2 separate regions of the Homo sapiens genome follow, and region 1 is linked to region 2. A link is an interaction called in ENCODE POLR2A ChIA-PET data of the cell type or tissue named here. Cell type or tissue: endothelial cell of umbilical vein. All regions are shown on one strand. Links, peaks and the distances in the headings refer to the core of each region. The heading gives the core; the rest is flanking DNA.

The links. Peaks named below come from ENCODE experiments on the same cell type or tissue, not always from the same donor. Only the 100,000 strongest peaks of a DNase experiment are listed, where the experiment ranks them.
Region 1: POLR2A ChIA-PET joins it to region 2 with 5 read pairs; 2 of 35 experiments call an interaction of 5 or more read pairs at or near these places.

The regions. Positions count from the first base shown.
Region 1 is chr11:23,327,052-23,332,450 of GRCh38, forward strand. No RefSeq gene overlaps it. Among named protein-coding and RNA genes, the nearest start is that of MIR8054, 89 kb to the right of the region's middle. In endothelial cell of umbilical vein, for the core only: no CTCF peak of the experiment used is centred there; a DNase peak (open chromatin) is centred at 2,210.
Region 2 is chr11:23,264,169-23,269,567 of GRCh38, forward strand. No RefSeq gene overlaps it. Among named protein-coding and RNA genes, the nearest start is that of MIR8054, 150 kb to the right of the region's middle. In endothelial cell of umbilical vein, for the core only: no CTCF peak of the experiment used is centred there; no DNase peak of the experiment used is centred there.

The DNA.
Region 1 (5,399 bases), core at 72-5,071, 63 kb after region 2:
AACATGTCCCATGTATACATATGTAACAAACCGGCACGTTGTGCACATGTACCCTAGAACTTAAAGTATAATAAAAAAATCAATTAGTCAATATAACGTTTGAATATATCTGCAGTCCTAAGATTATTTTAAAGCAGTTCATATTGAACTTTATTTTTTTAACTGAGCATGCTGTAAGAAAATAGAAATTGCTAGTTTTCATTGTTAGATGATTAAAGAGAATAAAAATTATAAAATATATTTTATATTTGTGTACAGTGCAAAATAAAGTTTAAAATGGTGGGGAAGAGGTGGAGTCACTGTAAAGAAGTAGGTAGCACAAGAGAGATCTTTGTGGTGATGGAATAGTTGTTTATCTTGAATACAGTTGTGGTTATATAAATCTCCACATATGAGAACAGTGACACAGAACCATACACATAGTTTATACCAACGTTAATTCCCTGGATTTGATGTAGGACTATATTTACATAAGATATAAATAATGAAGCAACTTGGGTGAAAGGTACACAGGATTTCTTTGTACTATTTCTACAGCTTTCTGTGAATCTATAATTATTTCAAAATAAAAATGTTAAAAACTTAGTTTTTTTAGAGGCAAGGTCTCACTCTGTCACTCAGACGGGGTGGAGGGCGGTGGCTCATTCAGAGCTCACTGCAGCCTCGAATTCCTGGGCTGAAGCTTTCCTGCTGTCTCAGTCTCCTGAGTAGCTAGGGCTACAGGTGAATACTACCACATCCAGCTAATTTTAAAAACTATGTTGTAGAGACAAGGTCTTATTCTGTTGCCCTGACTAGTCTCAAACTCTCGGCCTCAAGCAATCCTCCTGACTCGTCCTGAAAGACGTGGATTATAGGCATCAGCCGCTGTACCCAACCAAAAAACAAACGAACAAAAAACCTTTCAATCTATATTTAGTATATATATAGTTTTTCTTCCAAACCCGAAACGTTAATAAACTTTTTTTATTTACGTATAAAGAATTCTTTCTTGATTTGTGGTTCCAGATTGATGTTTATTAAACAGGGTTATATGTCCTTTTAAACAGAGCTTCTTTTTCTGTCCTAGGAACATGATAAACCTGCTTGAGATTCTGCATATTCTTGTAAATAAAATGTACTAACAGCTTTATGAATTAATTAGGACATGGATTTCAGATATATTATGCATAGCATCAGAGTTACAGCCACAGATCCTAGACTTGGATCTGCTCATGTTACATTCCATCCCCATTATTTAAAAATTAGAGCTTGGAGTTATAAGTAATTATTTTATTTTAATTTTTAAAATATTGATCAACATATATATTTATTTGAATTCTGAATTTTTTATTTTTTAAATTAAACACAATATTTTACATATTTATGGGGCACGTGTGTTATTCTGTTACATGCATAGAATATTTAATGATCAACTCAGGATATTTGAGGTGAAGATTACTTGAATTAATTTTTGATTCTATATATTGGATATTATGCAAGTCCTCTCTTTTATTTACTTTTTGTTTGTTGGTTTGTTTTTTGTTTTAGTAGAGACGGGGTTTCACCTTGTTTTGTACGCTGGTCTCGAACTCCTGAGCTCAAGCAATTCGCCCACAATAACCTCCCAAAGTGCTGGAATTACAGGCGTGAGCCGCTGTGCCCATCTTTTAGCTGCTTTGAAATATACAATAGGTTGCTGTTAAATATAGACACTCTACTCTGCTGTCAAATGATAAAACGTACACCTTTTGTTGTGCTGTATGTTTTTACCCATTAACCTTCCTCTACTTATCCCTCTTCTCCCACTCACCTACACTTCCCAGCCTCTATTACTCATCATTCTACTCTCTACCTTTATGAGATCAATTTTTTTTAGCTCCAACATATGAGTGGAAACATGCAGTATTTGTCTTTCTGTGCCTAGGTTACTTTACTTAACACAATGACTTCCAGTTCCATTTATGTTGCTGCAGATGACATGAATTCATTTTTTTAAATGGGCAAATAGTATTTCATTGTGTATATATAAGATTTCTGGACTTAATCATCTGTTGATAGACCCTTAGTTTCCTTATTTTTCTTATGTGAATAGTTCTGTGATAAACATTGTGGCATATTTCCTATATTTTAGATAGACATTGAGTGTGATTGCTGGAACACTTGTAGTTCTATTTTTAGTTTTTTGAGAAATCACCATTCTGTTTTCCATAGCGGTTGTACTAATTTACATTCCCACCCACAGTGTATAAGAGTTTCTGTTTCTCCACATCCTTTCTGGCAATGGCTATGTTTTGTTTTTATAATGTTTGCCATCCTAACTGGAATACTGTATCATCTCATTGTTTTGATATGCATTTCACTAATAATTAGTGACGTTGAGCATTTTTTCATATACCTGTTGGCCATTTTCATGCCTTCTTTGTGTAGTCATGTCCTTTGCCTGCTTTTTAATGAAATTACTCTTTACTGTTGTGTTGAGTTCCTCATATATTCTGAATACTAGTCCTGTGTCAGATATATAGTTTTTTAAATATTTCTTCCCATTCAACAGTTTGTCTCTTCACTCTTGTTTCCTTTGGAAGCAGATTTTTTTTTCTTTTATTATAGTTTCATTTGTCTGTTTTTGTTTCAGCTGTCTGTGCTTTTAAGGTCTTAGCCATAAAATATTTGCCTAGACTAATGTCCTAAAGTGTTTGCCCTATGTTTTCCTCTAGTATTTTTATAGTTTTTGGTCTTATGTTTAAGTCTGTAATCCATCTTGAGTTGATTTTTGTGTATGATGAGATATAGGGATTCAGTTTATTTCTTCTGCATATGGATATCCGATTTCCCCAGCAGTATTTACTGAAGAAAGTGTCCATTTTCAAGTACATGTTCTTGGAGACTTTGCTGAAAATTCATCGACTATAAATAAGTGAATATACTTATGAATTCTTTATTCTGTTCCATGTATCTATGTTTCTATTTTATAGCAATATCATGCTGTTTTGGTTACTACAGACTTATATTTGGAAATTATGTAGTGTAATGCCTCCAGTTTTGTTCTTTTTGATAAGAATTTTTTTTGGCTATTCTGGTTCCTTGGTTCTATATGACTTTCAGGATTGTGTCCTCCTTGTAGCTTGCTGATTTTCTTTCGTAGTACCATTTAAGCCTTTTCTTCATTTGAGTATTGGATTTACTAATGAGTTTTGTATTTTTTCATTGTTTTAATTATGGTAATTGGCATCCTTCCACTTCCAGGTTTAGCTTAAATGTCTCAAGTAAATGACAAAAAAAAAAAAAAAATGAAAATCAGAGGATTTTCTTGTGGGAAATGCTCAAGGGGGTCCTAAACCTGGAAGTGAAAGGTCATGTGGTCTAGCGGTCACAAATTCTTTCAGCTGTTGCTTGTCTAGGAAAGATTTTATTTCTCCTTCATTTATAAAGGATAGTTTTGTGGTATATAGTATCCTTCATTGATATTTTCTTTTTCTTTATGCAATTTGAATATATCATCCAATTCTCTTTTGGCCTATAAGGTTTCTGCTGAAATATTCACTGTTAGTCTGTTGGAATTTTCTTTACAGATGACTAGATAATTTTATTTTGCTGTTTTCAGAATTTTCTTTTTGTCCTTCACTTGGAACATTTTGACTATAACGGAGCATGGAGAAGATCTCTTTGCATTGTATTGTTTTAGGGATTGCTGGGCTTCCTGTCTCTGGATGTGTATTGCTAGAGGTGAGAAGTTTTCATCTATTATTTCATTAAATAGGTTTTTGAAACTTTTTATTCTCTTGTCACCTTCTAAGATATCGATAACATATATATTTGGTCACTTTATGGTGTCACATGTATCACAAAGGCTTTGTACATTCTTTAATTCTTTTTTCCTTACTTTTTTCCTTTTATCTGACTGGATTATTTCAAAAGACCTGTCTTCAACTTCTGAAATTTTCTCTTTTGCTCGTTCTGGTCTATTATTGAAGCTTTCAAATATATTGTGTATTTTAATCAATGAGTTCGTCAGTTCTAGAATTTCTGTTTGGTTCTTTTTTATAATACCTATCTCTTTTGTACATTTTTCATTAATGCCCTGAATTGTTTTACTGCTTTTTTTTGTATTGTTTTTCAATAGTCTCTTATATCTCTTCAAGCTTCTTTAAAATCAATAATTTGAATTTTATTTTTGGCATTTCATGGATTTCTTTTTGATTGGGATCTCTTTCCAGAGAATTATTGTGTTCCTTTGGAGGTATTTTATCTCTTTGCTTTTTTTGTTTCTTGTGTTCTTATGTTGATATCTGTGTATCTAGTGTATCAGTTGCTTCTTCCTTTTTTTTTTTTTTTTTAATTTGCTTTTGTAGAGAGGACTTTTTTCCTGAGGACGAATCGATGATGTTAGGTAGGGATGGCACTTTGGCTTTGATTCTGAGTGCATGCAGTAGTGTAGTCTCTATGTTTTCTATGGACATAAACAGTGTTAGTGGTATGTGAGATTTCTTCAGTAGCTTGGGGCGTAGTTATTAGTGGAGTCTGTGGTGCAGTTTTGCTGGGGACTGGGACACCAGGTATGGCAGTACTCAGTCCCAAGTGGTAGCAGCAATGAGCTAAGCATGCCTATTCTTGGGGCAGGGTGGGCATACACTACACCAGTGTTAGTCAATCCAGGAGGGCTGATTCTTGGGCCTCCACATGGCTTACTTGTAATCCAGTAGTATCACCAGTGGGACTGGCAGGTAGGTGGATTCTCAGAGCCCTGGCCAGCCAGTGTAGAATAGGCATTTGCAGTGGCAGTGGTGGGATGATCCTCTGAGTCCCAAGAAGTGTTTACTGGCATTGGCAATAGCTGCAATGGGCTGGACAGACCAGTCACCAGGCCCACAGTTGGCATGTACAGGTATGTGCTAGCTATGGTGGTAGTAGCCAGGTGAGTAGGCCCAATCTCAGGTCCCTAGGAGGAGTGCTGCGAATGATAATGGGCAAAGTTGAGCAATTCGCTGACCTGTGGGTGGTGTGCTCTGGCATGGGGTGGAGACAAACAAAGCCAAGCCAGGCTGGCTAGTCCTCAGGCCCCCTGATTATGTGTATAGGCAATAGTCATGGTAGTCATATGTTGGGTAATCCCTAGGCCACTGGTGGAATGCTTGAATAGAGAGCAGCAGTGGCCCACCTTGCCCCTGGGGGAGGAGGGTGCCACTTTCAGTCTCTGCATCCTAGGCCTGCAGGTAAGAAGCAAATGTGCCACTCATTCCTCAGCCCTAGGCCTGTAGCCCACAGTCTCTCATGCCTAAGTTCTGGGGTCAGTAGTTGTAACTTCTCTTGCATGGATGGGCTCCAGGATAGTGCACACTCTGTTGGGGGCCGGGTTCTAGAATGGTGCCTCTCTCTTGCCTCAGTCTGAAAAGTGGCAGTCCACTGCTGGATTGTGTCTT
Region 2 (5,399 bases), core at 328-5,327:
AATTTCTGACAGAAAGGTTAAAATAAAAGAAAATTAATCACTGCAAATGTCTGATGTCATTGGTTTTTCTGTCATTCCATATTCCTGGGAATTGGATTTAGTGTTAATTGGGTCTTCATGAGAGTTAACCTTCTTTGGAGTGAATTGGGGAAAAGTCATAGAGATGGCTGGACCCAGGTTTTGGTATTCTTGTTTATATAACGTGAACTCTGAGAAAACTTACAGTTCTCAGCAAGACAGAATTTGAATCATTGACTGCCATGTGAACCCTGGGTTTTAATGAGCTCTTTGATGTATGTAGGGTGTCCCGGTCCAAAAGCAGACATCTTTGGTTTATGTCTTCAAGGACAGTGGGGATTAACTCTTTGGGTTTTCACTGAGCATTGAAAAATGTGATGAAAGCTCTGAAGTTTAGACTTCGAAAAGCACATGTATCCAACATACACTCAACATTTTGCAAATAATTTCAGGGAGATCCTGTCCTTCTCAGGACTTATAAAATCTCTTAGGTATCCCTGGCCTCTTTATTCTTGAAATATGGAATCCATGATTCCCCAACACCAGATGATCTGCATTTATTTACTGCATTCAGTAAATATAGATTAATCTCAATGTTCCTTGTGTTACCGGTGGGTCCTTGTCCTTAGAGCTCCCAAGATGGTGGCGGGCGCTTTCAAGATGGTGGCAAGCCTTTTGTTCTCTGACCTGGGGTTCTTGGCTTCATGGATTCCAAGGAATGGAATCTTGGGCCATATGGTGAGCGTTATAGCTCTATTAGAAGCCGTGGGTCACAGAAGAGAACCGTGGAACCCAGCGACTAGTGTTCAGCTTGATTAGGACGAAGCCGGGCACTTAGCCCTGCAGGAACAATGGCGAGTCTTTAGCCCGATTGGGAGTGGCAATGGGGCCTTGCTGGATCAGGAGCACAGCAGACACCGACGGATCCAGAGGGGTGGAAGTCAGCAGCGGGTCTGCAACGGTGGCAAACAGCAGTGGTGGATGGCAAGCAAAAGCTCAGCTCCAGCTGTAACAAATACCGACCAGAAGAGTGTGCAGTTGCAAGATTTAACAGAGTGAAAACAGAGCTCCCATAAAATGGGAGGGGACCCAAAGGGGGTTGCCCCGTTGCCGGCTCCAATGCCTGGGTTTATATCCCAATCATTGTCCCTTCCCCTGTGCTCTCAGGCAATAGATGATTGGCTATTTCTTTACCTTCTGCTTTTGCCTAATTAGTCTCTTTACTACCTGATTGGTCGGTTGTGAGCTAAGTTGCAAGCCCTGTATTTAAAGGTGGATGTGGCCACCTTCCCAGCTAGGCTTAGGGATTTTTAGTCGGCCTAGGAAATCCAGCTAGCCCGTCTCTCACTTGGAGAAGTGAATTGCGGAGAGGAGGCTATGGTTATAATTATATATTTTTTTCTTATTTTCCATTTAATAATAGATTCCCTTGAGTAAAGGAGTTCTTAGCTACCCTAGTATTTCAATTTAATTAAGATTTCTTGTTATTCCATGAATGCCCTTCCTCTACACATTAAGAAATGCAGTCTTAGTGGTGAAGAACATAGTTTCTGTAGTTGCATTGGGTTTGTTTCCCTAAAACTCTGCATCTCGGTTTACCTATAAAATGCAGATAGGTATAACATCTAGCTCGTAAGATTGTAATGAGTGCTAAACAGGATAAGCCACGTAAAACACTTAACAATGTATGTGACATGACAAACACTCAAAAACAGTTAGCTATAATTTTTATAAGAAGAAAGCTTATACAAGAGGTACACCTGTGTATTTTAGAGAAAATGACCATCAAAAAAGTAAATATGTAATTTTAAGTACTGAGGTTTTCATTTGTACTTGAAAGTCAAAGTTTAATGGGGCATTTTAGTAACGTGTGCAGACCTCTTCTTTGAGGCTGAGCTAGTTGCAATGAATGGAGTGAAGTAAAAGATCAAAATAGTAACCATTATATTTAATTCACATAGATGTTTTAAATTGACCTGAGAAACAGTTCCATCTGGATGTTTTAGTCGTTCTCCAGGAAAATTTTTACAGTGCTTAATAAGATAAACACAATATTATTTTTATGTGAGATAAATCACATGTTCTACATAAGATTTCACAGATTTAAATTTTATGCATGGAGAAAGAAAATCAATCTTGTTAATGAAGTTGCGCATAATGTGATTGAATTTAAATGCTAGAATATTGTACTGTTTGGAGATCAAAGCTTATATTAGAATTAACTCTGCTATTTCTTTTCCAAAACCTTCTTACATTCTCTTGTTCTCTACTGTAAAATTATGTTTAAGGAAAAGTTGTCACTACCTAAGTAGCTAACTATTCCTGTTTCAATATGATTGCACTAAATGTGCAAATCCAAATCAGTCAGCTCACTGTTTGTGAACAACTTGAAAATGAATATAACATGGTTAATGCAGTACCAAGATTTCATTTTGCGATCCAGCTAGGTATCCAGGGAGTACACCTATTTTTTCCCCTGCTTCATTATTTTTCAGGTTCCATAAGAGATATGTAGATTTTCTCTCTTTTGCAGGATGTTGTAGGGTATTGAGACTACAAATCCCACCCACCAGAAAAGCTGACAACTTTTATAGCCAACATATCTGGGTGTATTTATTACAGGGATGCTTGATTTTGTGCTTCTTTCTTCTGCTTCTATAAATCACAGTGTCTGTTTGATCTACTATTGAGGAGAGAAAATCATTCTTTTTTTGTGTCTACTTGGCCTGAAAATAAAATTTTAACAAACTCCATTTTATGTATGACATACATAAATAAAAGACTATTTTTTCACAAACACTGACAACATCCACTTAGCCATTTTTGTTAATGGCTGCCATGCTACTTAGAACATTACTTTGCAATTTGGAGTCCTGCTTTTACATTGCTGCTCACATTGTTCTTTATGGTTCTAATAATTTTTTACCTGTCTACATTTACATAAATTCTGTGTGTGGTTCAATGCCTTATTAAAGCTTCATCTCCCCCATGAAGTTCTCTCTCACTACCCAGTGTGAATTGAATTGATTGTTCCTTCCCCCCAAATGACACTGATTGTTTGTGACATTTATTTAGCATTTATGAATTGTTTCCTAGGCAAAATCAAATTTCGCGATTATATATGCAAGTGGCAAGTGTACAAGTTGGATTTTGCCAATGAAAACATTGGCTTCCCAAGATAGAAATTACATTGTACTCTACTCTTTGCATTAGCCATGTGAACTAGCACTCCATAATTAAAGCTACAGAATGTAGAAATACAGTTAGCAAAGCTTTAGCTGTAAAGCCCCTTTTTTTTTAACCAGGGCTAATTCCAAGGGTTTACATATTCTATTCTAGGTACATGAGAATAGCAACAGCTTCAGTTATAGGCTAGAGTCTGGGGTCACTTTTACCTCTAGTGGTGATCCTATGGCTAAGGGTAAAACTTAAGGCTGCCTGTACCTCGAAAGCCCTCAGCCTCCCTCCAACTCCAAGTGACCTCCTATCCTGGGTGAATCTTATCAAATTTTGGATTCTATCTTTGAACCCAAGGAGTAAGCTAGAAAAAATAAAGCTCTACTCCTTGTTTTGGAATCATAGAGACAGCAGGTTCATGATCATTTCCTCTGCACTTCCCATATCTCAGAAACCATGGAGTGCACAGAGGGTACAGATAGCACCTGGATGAGCTGAATGTGGCCACATCAGATAAGATAAGATGGTTGGCATTTCCCTTGGACTTGTCTCCAGCAAGAAGCACTACTTAAGTAAGAAACTCCAGAGAAAGTTGCATAGGTGGTTTATCAATGAGGTTTTGGAGACTAAAATAGATTTTCTAAATTATTATAATAAAAATATATTTCAACAAAATATGCTGGAGGATGAATTATCTATTTTCTCTTTAAAAATATAAAATTGTTGTTTTGCAATCAGGTGACCAAAAAGTATACAGCAAAAAACAAAAGAAAAACATATTATAGAAGTGTGTCAGCATATTTTGATAATATTTACATTAGCTTTTGTGATTTTTATATTTTCTCAGCATTTATTAACTTATTAATTATTTTTAAATAAATAGTAATTATTTATCATTAATTTATCAGTAAAAGCTGAAAAAATATTAAAATCTGACATGATATAAAATGTTTTTATATTTAATATTTAATTTTATAATAGAAATATTTAAAATTTTAAAAATATAAGTATAAACATTTTTATACTTTTTATTTATTAATAAAATGTATCTATTCAAGTATTCATTCGTGTACTTATTTTTTTTAATTTACAGGTTGTATTCTTTGTCTAAGAAGGCTCCACAATTTTTAAAAGCTTCAGGTGCCACAAATTATTTCCTGACTCAATCACATAATTTCTCTTTCTATTCCACTTATTCATTTTGTCAATAAGTAAACATTGTACTGAAGATTAGATGTCAGATTTGTGCTGGAGATGGGCACACAATAAGGGTTATGATGCAAATTTATTTCATGTTGCCTTTAAGTTTTATTAAGTACTTTCTCTGCTCTGGGCACAAGACCCCTAAAAGGCACATATTATTATAATAATACCTTCCTCTTAGAAAATAAGATACCAAGATGTTAAAAGTAAATGTTTAACAGCCAGTAAGTGGCACAGCAGGATTTACATTTAGGCAGTCTTGTGCCACTCAGTGAACAATGAACAACCTCATGCTCTAGTAAACTGTTTGCAGGAAACTTTCATGTTTCAGGTACTTTAGATGTCTAATACACAAATGCATTAGACATAATTGTGGACTTCAACAACTCACTGTAAGCAGGAAAAGTTAAATTTAAACAAGTAAAAGCTGTTACTAAAATTAAACAGACATTTCAATAACCAGAAGTTGTTAATAAACAAAAGAAAGGCATCTTTTATAAATAATTTTTATTATGTTATTCATGTTCATTTCATCACATCACAATTGAAGCAATTAAATTATAACTACAATAATGACACACTGGTAATGTTATTAATAATTAAAAAAGAAAAATTAAGCTATAGGAAAGTTATTACATATAAAAAGAAATTAATAATAGAAAGATAACTGGAAGATACCAAAATGCAAGAAGACTAAGCACCACACTTATAAACACACGGATCAAAGAAGAAATATTGAGAATTTTTAAATATTTTGAACCGAATAAAAATGAAACACAGATTATCAAAATGTGTTTGATGCAGCAAAATAATAACATATCCTTAATATATATGCATCTAACAAGAGCACATCAAGATACACGAGACAGAAACTAATAGAACTACAAGGAGAAAGATACAAATTTACTATGAGAATTGGAGACTTCAACACCACTCTACTAAAAAAGGACAATTTTAGCGGGCAGAAAAATAAAGAATTTAGTTGAACTCAACAACATCAT